Linked DNA regions of Homo sapiens: region 2 is linked to region 1. Evidence: chromatin contacts called from ENCODE Hi-C or POLR2A ChIA-PET data. All regions are on one chromosome and are shown on one strand. The core of a region is the stretch at or near the end of the contact, and the rest is flanking DNA. Distances in the headings are between cores, read along the strand shown. Region 1 holds the start of RNF187 (ring finger protein 187). Region 2 holds the start of NUP133-DT (NUP133 divergent transcript).

Region 1 (5,977 bases), core at 2,258-4,757:
TTTTTTTTTTTTTCTCCAAAATGAATAGTGATATGACATACATTTCTCTTTCTTTCTTCTCTTTCTTCCTCTCCCTTCCTCCCTCCCTCCCTTCCTTTCTCTCTTTCTTTCCTTCCTTCTTTTTCTCCTTCCTTCCTTCCTTTTCTTTCTTTCCTTCCTTTCTTCTTTTTCTTTTCCCTTTCTTCCTTCCTTCCTCTCTCCCTCCACTCCTTCCTTCTCTCCCCCACCCCCCGCCCCCACCTCTCTCTCTCTCTCTCTCTCTCTTTCTTTTTTTTAAGACAAGGTCTTAAAAAATTCTCTCATTTCCCAGGCTGGAGTGCAGTGGCATGATCACGGCTCACTACAGGCTCAATCTCCTGTGCTCGGGTGATCCTCCCACCTCAGCCTCCCAAGTAGTTGGGTCCACAGGTGCGTGCCACCACGCCCAGCTAAATTTTAAAAATTTTCTGTACAGACAGGTTCTTGCCATGTTCCCCAGGCTGGTGTTGAACTACTGGGCTCAAGCTATCCACTCACCTCAGCCTCCCAAAGTGCTGGGATTAACAGGCATGAGCCACCTCTCCCAGCCACATTTCTAAACAAAACAAAACAGCCCAATTTTTTACAACCCAATTTTTATTATTTTCATTTCCTGTTATTTTTATAGTTTGTTTTCTAAGAAAAGGAATTCCAATCAGAAAATCCTTAATCGATACTGCTACGTGGATTACAAGAAGCAGTATTCACAGAATCAAGTGTTTTTTTTGTTTGTTTGTTTTCTGTTTTTTGTTTTTTTGAAATGGAGTTTCACTCTGTTGCCCAGGCTGGAGTGCAGTGGTGTGATCTCGGCTCACTGCAACCTCCACCGCCCAGGTTCAAGCGATTCTCCTGCCTCAGCCACCCAAATAGCTGGGATTACAGGCACGTGCCACCATGCCTGGCTAATTTTTGTATTTTTTTTTTTTTTTTGAAACTGAGGGAGTCTTGCTCTGTCGCCAGGTTGGAGTGTAGTGGCATGATCTCGGCTCACTGCAACCTTCGTCTCCCGGTTCCAGCTATTCTCCTGCCTCAGCCTCTCAAGTAGCTGGGACCACAGGCGTGCACCACCATGCCCAACTAATTTTTGTATTTTTAGTAGAGACGGGGTTTCACCATGTTGGCCAGGATGGTCTCGATCTCTTGATCTTGTGATCCACCTGCCTCAGCCTCCCAAAGTGCTGGGATTACAGGCGTGTGCCACCACATCCAGCCTAATTTTTGTATTTTTAGTAGAGATAGGGTTTCACTATGTTGGCCAGGCTGGTCTTGAACTCCTGACCTCAGATGATTCACCCGCCTCGGCCTCCCAAAGTGCTGTGTTTACAGGCCTGAGCCACGGCTCCCGGCCAAGTTTCCTTTTTTTTGTTTGGTCTGCTTACTTAATAGTGGAAAGAAAGAGAGTCTCGTTTTATTTTCCTCTTTCTTAACTGGGCAGAGTGTACATTTTTTTCTCATGTGTGTTCAATCATTTGTGTGCTTTTTTTTTTGTGATTTGAAAAATCCCATGACAAGGTGTATTTTCCATCATGCTTTTCCTTACCTAATTTTATAAACTCTTTGTATATTTGTGGTTACAATGTTCCTAATTTGGCTATTTGCCTTTAATTATAATTTTTGATATTTTCTCATTCACAAGATTAGTTCATTATGAAGTTTGCTCATTTTTTATATTTTTTACTTTTCTCTCCAGCAAGTTCCTAGTTGACTCAACAATATCAGCAAGGCTCGGCTGGAAGCCTCTAATCTTTACTACACAGAAATAACCTCGGTTTACTATTCATGTTTCCCACGGGCATCTAGTGCATTTCCAAGTCGATTTAAAAAATCTTCACAAAGACAAAAATACCTCATTAGATCCTGCGCTTGCTTGGAATACAGATTTATAAAAATTTTTTTTTGTTTTTGTTTTTTAAGACAGAGTCTCGCTCTGTCGCCAGGCTAGAGTGCAGTGGCACGATCTTGGCTCACCGCAACCTCCGACTCCCTGGTTCAAGTGATTCTCCTGCCTCAGCCTCCTGAGTAGCTGGGATTACAGGCATGCGCCACCACGCCCGGCTAATTTGTGTATTTTTAGTAGAGACGGGGTTTCACCATGAGCCAGGATGGTCTCATATCTTGACCTTGTGATCCGCTCGCCTCGGCCTCGCAAAGTGCTGGGATTAGAGACGTGAGCCACGGCGCCCGGCCCAGATTAATTTTTTAAAATGCAAAACTTGCACAATCTTATTTTAACCATGCTTGCTTGTTTTCAAAATAATTAAAAAACAAAAACACAAGATTGCTCTTCCCAAAGGCTTATTTCTTTCCTTTAAATTTATTTTTTAAAGAAAAGCTAACGGCCGGGTGTAGTGGCTCACGCCTGTAATCCCAGCACTTTGGGAGGCAGAGGCGGGTGGATTACGAGGTCAGGAGTTCGAGGCCAGCCTGGCCAACATGGTGAAACCCCGTCTGTACTAAAAATACAAAAATTAGCCGGGCGTCGTGGCAGGCGCCTGCAATACCGGCTACTCGGGGGGCTGAGGCAGGAGAATCGCTTGAACCCGGGACGCGGAGGTTGCAGTGAGCCGAGATCGCGCCACTGCACTCAAGCCTGCCTGGCAACAGAGCGAGGCTGTCTCAAAAAAGAAAGAAAAGCAAAGCAAAGCTAACAAATGCTCTTCTGTCATGCATCATCACAGAATCAATGAGAGCTCCCCCCAGCCAGGAGACAGCGGACAACCAGGGTAGCTTCCCAGGGGGCCAGAGGGAGGCTGCGCGAGAAGAGGCTCAGCGGGATGGGTCCACGCAGGGAGATCCCACGCAGGGTGGGCGTATACGAGTGTCCACGTCCGGAGGGCCGTTCAAGGGCGGGTCCCTGAAGGAAGGGTGCACGCAGGGCACGTCCACGCGGGCAGGCCCGTGCACGCAGGGCGTGCCCATGCAGGGCGGGTCCGTGCAGGATGAGAGCAGCGGAGGAGGCCCACGCAGGCCATTTCCCGCCCCGTCCCCAGCCCACGCGGGCGAGCTACCGCGGGGGTACGCGCAGCTCAGATCCTAGCAGCTTACAAAAACAACCTTTTAAAAATGGAACCTTCAAGTAAAAATAAAACTTTGTTTCCCTCTTTCGCAGGAGTTACTGAAGTAGGAAGGGACAGCCCAGTAAGATTTCAGGATACGACTTGGGCCGGTCCGCAGGCAGTAGAGTGAAGCGCGCAGCTGCCAGGACTTGCGCGGTGACGTGCGCCGCTGCCAGGACCTTGCAGGTGGAGAGCATAGTTGCCAAAATCAAGGCGGAGGAGCGCACCGCCGCTAGGATCCAGGCGGAGAAGCCCACCGCGGCCAGGACCTAAGGATGCAGTACACTGCTGCCAGGATCTTGTCTGTGGAGCGCAGCGCGGCCAGGACCTCCGGCTGCAGCACACCGCTGCCAGGATCTTATCGGCAGAGCGCTCCGCGGTCCGGACCCCGCCCCGTGCGCGTCCCCGACCCCGCCCCGTGCGCGTCCCCGGCGTTGGCGTCTTCGTCCTGTTGCTGGTCTCCGTCCGGTCGCCGGCCGTCTAGGTCTCCGGCCCTCCCCAGCCGCTCCTGCGCCCTTGCCGGCCCCGCCGCCCGCAGCCCTGGCGCTCCCTGCGGGCCCCGCCGAGGCCGCCTGCGCCCTGTGCCAGCGCGCGCCCCGGGAACCGGTGCGCGCCGACTGCGGCCACCGCTTCTGTCGGGCGTGCGTGGTGCGCTTCTGGGCCGAGGAGGACGGGCCCTTCCCGTGCCCCGAGTGCGCCGACGACTGCTGGCAGCGCGCCGTGGAGCCCGGCAGGCCCCCGCTCAGCCGCCGCCTTCTGGCGCTCGAGGAGGCGGCCGCGGCGCCCGCGCGCGACGGCCCGGCCAGCGAGGCCGCGCTGCAGCTGCTGTGCCGCGCCGACGCCGGCCCGCTCTGCGCCGCCTGCCGTATGGCTGCGGGCCCCGAGCCGCCCGAGTGGGAACCGCGCTGGAGGAAGGCGCTGCGCGGCAAGGTGCGCGCCGCGGGGTCCCGTGCCCCACCCCGGACGGTGCCCTGCGCCTCTCCGCCCCCGCCCCGGTCCCCCTGAGCCCTGGGCCCTTCCCGTCTCCACTGTTCCTGTCCCCGGATTGTCCCCGTCCCCGGATTGTCCCCCTCCCCTCACCGCCACGGGTCCCCTCTCCAGCGTGTGCTGGGCCCCTCCCTCCTGCGGCTTGCCTCCCCATATTTCCTGCGTCTCTTCGGAGTCTGGTCCCCTTCCCCGTCTTGGTGTCCCCTGCTGGGCGGTGCCTTATCTCCCCACCCCCTACCTTCTACGAAGTCCTTCCCCCACCAGCGCCCATCTTTGTGGTCCCATCACTAGCTGTGCCCTGTCTCGCCCTCATAGACCCCCTCTAGTTCCTACAGATTGACTCCTCCACTCACTCTTCCCTTGGGGGAGACATCACGCCTCTTGCCCCTCTGTATTCCACTGTGTCCACAGGCCTGGCCCACCTTCTCGTCTGCTCCCCGGGCCACCCAGCCCTCGCCTGCACCCCCTGTCCCCTCTCCCATCTTTCAGAAACCCGCTCTGAGAGTCTGGCAGCAGCGGGTCCGGGAGTCTGGAGCCTTGCCCATGGCGGGTTGGTTGTGGGACACAGAATAGGAGACAACAGCCAGCCTGGGGTCCTGCTCTTCAATACAGGGGAGGGGAAGCCAGCCAGACTGTGTCCCTGGGTGCTCCTCCTGCATTGGGGGTCCTGCCACCGGGCAGAGCGACCCCCATCCGGCTCAGGCAGGGCAGGGTGTAGGGCAGGCTGTGCAGACCTTTGGTACAGGCCGAACTCACACTGAACAGGGCCACTTACAGACACAGAACTCCTAAACCCACCTAGACAGTCCCCTTAGCCCCAGCACCCAGATCCTTCTGAATAGGTGTGAAGCCCAAGAAACCTTTTGACTGCCTGTGCGTTCCTGCCCTAGACAACCGGGCTTCGAGGTTATCTCTGGGATGGTCAGACTGTGTGCAGTCAGCTGGGGTGATGTCCCTCAGTACTGGGCTGGGTTGGGGGACCCAGAGCTTCTGCCCACCCCTGGTGACCTTCTTTTCTTTACAGGAGAACAAGGGGTCTGTGGAAATCATGAGAAAGGACTTGAATGACGCCCGGGACCTGCATGGCCAGGCAGAGTCAGCAGCTGCAGTGTGGAAGGCAAGTGGGGGGACCTGGGGCAGCCTGGAATGAGGGGACTGTGGGCTCAGGGCTCTAGACAAAGGGACCACCAGGCCAAGTGGGCCAGGCCTCTGAACTGCTCAGCTGGTTGGTTGGAGGAGGGGCCTCTGGACTTAAGTGAGCTTCAGGGTATTTTTTTTAGGATGTGTTTGTATTTCTCAAATAGAATCTAGCCAAAGCCAGTGGAAGCCTCTTTTTCTCCTCACATTTTACCTGTAGGTGATGGCAGCATCAGACTTCTTTTTTTTTTCCCAAGAGACAGAGTCTCACTTCATTACCCAGGCTGAAGTGCAATGGCATGATTGTAGCTCACTGCAGCTCGAACTGGCCTCAGGCGATCCTCCCACCTCAGCCTCTGGGACTATAGGCACGTGCTACCACACCTGGTTAATTTTAAAATGCTTTTCTAGAGGTGGGGGTCTTGCTGTGTTGCCCAGGCTGGTCTCAAACTCCTGACCTTAAGCGGTTCTCCCGCCTTGGCCTCCCAAAGTGCTATTTTTTTTTTCTTTTTTAGAACACATCTGTAATTTTCTGTGGTCCTCTTGTTCTGATCTGAGAGTTGCTCATTATTTTTTAGAGGCTAGAAGTCCAAGATGAAGGAACTGGCAGATTCCCTGTCTGGTGAGGGCGTTTCCTGGTTCATAGATGGTGTCTTCTCACTGTGTCCTCACATGGTGGAAGAAGTGAGGGTGTCTCTGGGGCCTTTGTGTAAGGACACTGATTCCGTTCTTGAGAGTTCCACCCTCACAACCTCATCACCTCCCAAGGGTCCTGCCTC
Region 2 (6,033 bases), core at 2,629-5,128, 1.0 Mb after region 1:
TGGTAACGTCATAAATTTGTGCACACAGCCTCTGGGATGCTACATAGGATCCAGAAATGGAGGTAGGACTTGATTTTACTGTATTATTAAACCCAATAACATGAGGTGCCAGTTTTGGGGTTTCACGGGAAACTTCATAAACCTGATCAACTCTGTAAACAGGACTGAATTTTGCATATACAGTATTTCCCCCTTTTATCTGCAGTTTCAAATACCTGTGGTCAATCGTAGTCTGAAAATATTAAATGGAAAATTCAAATGAACAATTCCTAAGTTGTAAATTGCATGCTGTTCTGGGTAAAGTGATAAAATCTCATACTGTCCTGCCTAAAGGTTGTGAATCAACCCTTTGTGCAGCATATCCATACTGTATACCCCAAGCTTGTCCAACCCATGGCCCAGGGACACGTGTGGCCCAGGACAGCTTTGAATGCGGTCCAACACAAGTTTGTAAACTTTCTTAAAACATGATAAGATTTATACACAGACCTTTTCATTATTTATTTTTAGCTCATCAGCTATCGTAAGTGTATTTTATGTGTGACCCAAGACAATTCTTCTTCCAAGTGGCCCAGGGAAGCCAAAAGATTGGACACCCCTGAGACTATCCAGCTGTTTGTCACTTAGTAGCTGTCTCAGTTACCAGATGAACTGTCGCAGTAATGCAATGCTTATATTCTCATTTTAGTTAATGACCCCAAACGAAGTACAAGAGTAGTGCTGCTGGTATATTGTTATAATTGTTCTACTTTATTATTACTGTTGTTCATCTTTACTGTTCCTAATTTATAAACTAAAGTTTATCATAGGTGTGTATGTATTAAAAAAACACAGTATATATAAGGTTTAGTACTATACAAGGTTTCAGGCATCCACTGGGGATCCTGGAAGATATCCCCCAAAGATAATGGGGGACTACTGTACAGTACCTAAAACCATTAAAGACTTAATTTGATTGTGTTCAAATGAACTCATTCTCCTTCTCGAATGTATTATACATCTCAATTACAGTTAAAAAAAAAAAAAAAAAAAAAAAAAAAAACTAAGACAGGTGGCCAGATGTGGTGGCTCACGCCTGTAATCCCAGCACTTTGGGAGGCCAAGGAGGGCAGATCACCTGAGGTCAGGAGTTCAAGACCAGCCTGGCCAACATGGTGAAACCCTGTCTCTACTAAAAATACAAAAAATTAGCTGGGCGTGGTGGCTCACACCTATAATCCCAGCTACTTGGGAGGCTGAGGCAGGAAACTCGCTTGAACCTGGGAGGTGGTGGTTGCAGTGAGCTGAGATCACACCACTGCACTCCAGCCTGGGTGACAGAGTGAGACTCTGTCTCGAAAAAATAAAAATAAAAAAACACTAGACAGGCCACCCATCTCTCACCATTTACGTAAAGGTATACTAGAGAAAACATAAATTTAATCTCTATGCCACATCTAGGCTCCATTTTAAACTGCTAATATAGGTAAATGGAAAGATGACACCTACCTTCAGCCAATGTTAGGGCTTCCATGACTTTAACAGGAAGAGAAGATCCAAACGTTTTCACATCATAGTTCACAGACTCAGTTATGGAGTGGTGTGGGAACATTCGTGTTGGTGTTCCCCTAAAGAAAAGAGTCTATATTACCTTACTTGTAACTTAAAATTCTCCATTATCCTAATTTTTTATGTATATATTTTCACAGTAAGGAGTTCTTTGAAAAAAATTAACACTGGCTCATATTTACCATGTAATTAAATGTAATATTTTTCATGTAAAAAAAAAACAAAACAGGATTTAGGAAAACTTGGCTTCAATCCCATAGACTCTAGTATTGAAATGCATGCCTGTATTCACTTAAACTCCTTATAATTCTGCCTCCTTAGCTGTGAAATAAGGCTTAACTAGACCAGTGTTTTTTTTTTTTTTTTTTCAAACAGCGGGTCATTTTGCAGATCTCAACATTTTTGAAAGACAGAATATAAAACATCAGCTTTTACCATATGTTGTGGTCAAATACATTTTATAAATATTGGCTTAGATGAGATTTAAGCTCATCTAGCTTTAGGTGCTTAAGAGTCCACCAGACCTGGCCGGAGCAGTGGCTCATGTCTATAATCTCAGCACTTTGGGAGGCCGAAGCGGGAAGACTGCTTGAGACCAGGAGTTCAAGACCAGCCTGGGGAACGTGGCAAGACCTTGTCTCTACAAAAAAAATTTTAAATTAGCCGGGCATTGTGGCACCAGCCTGTAGCCTGGGCGACAGAGAGTGAGACCCTGTCTCTTTAAAAAAAAAAAAAAAAAAACTATCAGATCTGTACAACCAAGCAAGAAATCGAACAGGTTACGAGCATCAGCTGTTACATGGTCCTCAACAGCAGATATCACAGTAAAAACTTTATTTCTTGCTCACCCTCTTAACATTTAGAATATTGTAAAGTCACCAGAATAAAAGGTAGTCTATGTCTTATCACGAGAATTAAATGAGAAGATGCACATACAGAAGGGCTAAGGGCTTTGTTTCCTGACAGAGGATAACAAAGGTTTTTCTTCAAATGATCACAAGAAGAGATTTAAATAAAACAACACACAGTAAATAAAGTATGCTTTTATTCTCCAACTTTTCGCAAAAGGAATAGAAAACACTGACAAGATCAGCACTTTGAAAAGAACTTTTCAAAATATGCCAAAAAAAGTCAAAGATACAGTGTATTCTTTCAAAACCACTTCTCCTTTAAAGTACTGAAAAATTTTACAGATAAATTTTAACCATAATTTCAAGACACAATACTTTGTGTTTCCTGCAGGGAAAAATTCATTTTTTATAGATGAATTCAGAGAAAACTATGCAGAAACACTAAAGTTTTAGGTTAATTATGAACATGGTGTGTGTTGGGGGTGGGGAGGGGTGTGTGTGTGTGATGATTTTACTGGTGCTCCAAACGAGCAGTTTTAGTAACTAAACTATCACAGTACTCTTAGCTCACTTATGTAAAGCCTTTTCCTTATAATTTACCTAGAAAGTTAAATTCCGTAGCTAGAAACCCTTTAATTACCAATCATCAGATATTAATGTCAGTTGGTATGTTAGGCATTAAACAATGATCTTTCAGGGTTGTAGGTCCTCATTATCACCATCACCTTACATCTGCATCGTGGCAATTCATAATAACTCCTCTGGCTCAGGTGAGATATATTATCGCCATTTCACAGATGAAGAAAATCACGAGTGACTTACACCAGATCACACGGGTAGTAGGTGGGAAGTAGGTAAACACTGATGCAAATCCAGTTTGTACTTCACTTCTGCACAAAGGTATCCATGAAAAATGCAAAGTGGGGAATCAACTGATCAACTGATAATCAAAACGAAGCAGATACTACCTGCAGCAGTGGAAAAGGTCTATTTTCCAATACTGTGGCATTCTATTCCGCCGCCCCGGTTCCAAAGGCTTCTAAAGACAACAACCTATCCGGCCCACTGCGGCCCGTGAGGCTGTTGGTTGCCAGACCCAACCAGGGAGATCACTTACCGCGAGCTTAGCGAGCTACGCCGGCCGACCGGCGAGAAGAGCACTGGGGAGCTGACTGCAGACCCCAGGGGCAGACCCTTCCTGCTAGCCGTCCGGGGCGTGGAGCCGGGCCCGAGTCCGGCCAGCGGGCCCCTTCGGGACCCGGTACCCGGGGTCCGCGGAGAAGGGGCGGCTGGGAACATGACTCCAAGGAGCAGCGACTAGGACAGCGAGGGATCTGGCCGTCAGGTTGCAGCCTGGCCTGCGCGCGGAACTTAAACACCTAAGGGAAGAGATGGCGCGCGATGATGACGTCAAACGCAATGGCTCCCGCGGGTTGTGGTCGGAGCGCTGGCGGGGGCGGGATCGTGACGTTAAGGGCGGTGCCCAGTCAGCGAGGTAGGTCGGGAAGGCAGCCGGCGGCCCCAGATCTAGAACCGCTGCAGTGCCGAGCTTCCAGGGACGTGAAGCCGGAAAGCCAGGCGCCCTTCTTGACTGCGCCTAGGTGGAACTGGCCCTCCAGCAGCTTGAACGTAGCCTCTTTTCACACTGGTAGTTCCTGAACCTCTTGTGAAATGAAAGATGTTCCTCATTCCAAGCTGAGGACGGAGAAAAGCCGTAAAGCTGACACTGGTATCGCACTGTGATATTTGTTGTTTTCTAGGTTTGCCATTTTCCCATTCAACTTTGCGCAGTCTCATCCACGCTGATGACGCCACAAATCCGTGTCTCTAACCTGGATCCAGCTCAAAACCCCCAGACCCCTATCATTCAGCTCCCTAGGGGACAATTTCAGCTGGAAGTCCTGCGAACTCCTCACAATCCACTTATGAAAAGCGCATTCATGTTTTCCTTTAGGACCCCTCTCCTACCACCATCTCTGTTCCAGCTTGGTAAAACTGGCCAGTTGTCCAAGGCAAAGAGAAGAGCTCTATCTGCAGTCATCCCTCACACCTACCTCCACCCTAAGATCATGGTATACGTTGTAAGGTCCTACGTGTCTGTACTAGATCACACATTTGCACTGCCTCTGCCCTGGTTCTGGTACTTACCTTTCCCTCAACCACTGCGTAGCCTCTTCTGCCAGCGGGAGGGAGTAGGGGAGATGGGGAGAGGGTTCCTTACCTGTGTCTAGTCTTCCTCCACTCTATCTTCTCACTGCCAACACAATGAATTAAGGCAAACGTAATGCTGCTCTTGGGCCTGTAAATGCTTCAGTGGCTGACCATTGCCAGTAGGTTATTTGCTAAGCTCCTTTGCAAGGTCCTATGTGATCTAAGTCAGGTTGGCTTTTCCGTCCGTGTTGTACTTCCAGCACTTCCCACTTGCACTCCACATTCCGAGAACTTAAAAACCCAAATCTCCCTCCAGTGCCCATGTCCATGTTTCTCTCACCTGGAATGCACTCCCTGCCTTGTTGGTCCAGAAGGCGCCTACCTTCCGCATCAAGTTAGTTCTGTGCTGCCTTCTCAGTGAAACCTTCCACAGGATTAGGTCCCCCTTATCCTTTGTCCTCTCTGCTCCTGTGTGTAGACTGTATTTTTATCCTGCATAATAGTTTGTTTTCATAATTGTCTGTCAAGTACTTCCTTTTAAATGTCTTGACAGCAAGAGCAGTGACTTTGTTACCTTTGTGGCACACAGTAACAGACACATAGTAGACTTTCATTCAACGTGTGTTGAAATAAGGGAATGGTTAAGTAAACATTGACGTATTCACATGTGGGAGACCACAGTGTGGGTGTCAGTTGTTGACATTCCCCTGGGAAGCCAGTCATCTATCTATGCACCAGTGGCATCTGAGCAGTCATCTTGCCAAGGTTACATAGGCTAGCTGCTTTACTCCTTCTCCCACCTGGGTGTCTAACCCAACTTGGCAGCTTGTTGAGTCTTATAGCTCTGAGAGCCCAGTGCATTTCCTCCCTGTTTCATTCTTACAAGGAGGGGTGTGAAATAGGCAATAGAGAGTATTAATAGTTGTGTCTGAGAGGATTGGTGGGATCAATTTTATTCTTGTGCTTTGTTGGACTGGTTAGTGGTTTCCCCAGCATCCTAATGTAAAAGCTGTTGTTTGCAGGAGCTAGAATGACTTGTCAGCCACCTTTGAGCAAGAACTTGCCTGGAGTCCAAATGTATGGCTATTGAAGGATAGTAAGCAGACAGCACTAAAAGTCATCCATTCGTTATGGATTTAGTGAGTACCTACCATGTGCCAGGCTATGTGATAATTGCTAAGGCTTATAACTAAACAAAGCCCATGGGTCCTACCCTCATGGAGATTACAGACCAATGAGAAAGACAGACACTGAAAAAATGAACACAAATATCCAGCTACAAGCTGAGATGTGTACTATGAAATAAAAGAGCAAAGTGTATGAGAGAGAATCACTGGGGCTACCTATTTTTGCATGGAGGTCTATAAAGGTCTCTGGGAGAAAAGGACGTTTAACCTGAGACATGAAGCATAAGAGAATAGGAGGAAGAATGTTTCAGGCAGAGGATCCTTGGCCAAAGGTCCTGAAGCAGCAAAGGACTTGG

Evidence for each region. A loop is a pair of places that touch in the nucleus more often than their neighbours do. ChIA-PET counts read pairs that join two places held with the same protein, here RNA polymerase II (POLR2A). Pooled maps may share reads with other maps.
Region 2: a loop to region 1 is called in a pooled map, with 25 times the contacts of the local background. The contact joins the promoter of NUP133-DT here to the promoter of RNF187 in region 1. A Hi-C loop is called at or near these places in 2 of 37 single-sample maps with no recorded cell type and 9 of 50 pooled maps. POLR2A ChIA-PET finds 5 or more read pairs at or near these places in 1 of 52 experiments (activated CD4-positive, alpha-beta memory T cell).

What each region holds. Positions count from the first base shown.
Region 1 is chr1:228,483,875-228,489,851 of GRCh38, forward strand. RNF187 (ring finger protein 187) reads left to right here and starts at 3,508. Exons shown (of 4, transcript NM_001010858.3): 1 at 3,508-4,004; 2 at 5,086-5,178. The coding sequence starts at 3,615. RefSeq lists enhancers at 2,386-3,247, 2,567-2,946, 3,248-4,108, 4,226-4,954, 4,955-5,682 and silencers at 3,567-3,686, 3,947-4,146.
Region 2 is chr1:229,504,552-229,510,584 of GRCh38, forward strand. NUP133-DT (NUP133 divergent transcript) reads left to right here and starts at 3,879. Exons shown (of 3, transcript NR_110630.1): 1 at 3,879-4,128; 2 at 5,573-5,689. It overlaps NUP133 (nucleoporin 133), which reads right to left and starts at 3,790. Exons shown (of 26, transcript NM_018230.3): 1 at 3,517-3,790; 2 at 1,489-1,607. The coding sequence starts at 3,698. RefSeq lists silencers at 3,481-3,710, 4,651-4,945 and an enhancer at 3,761-3,880.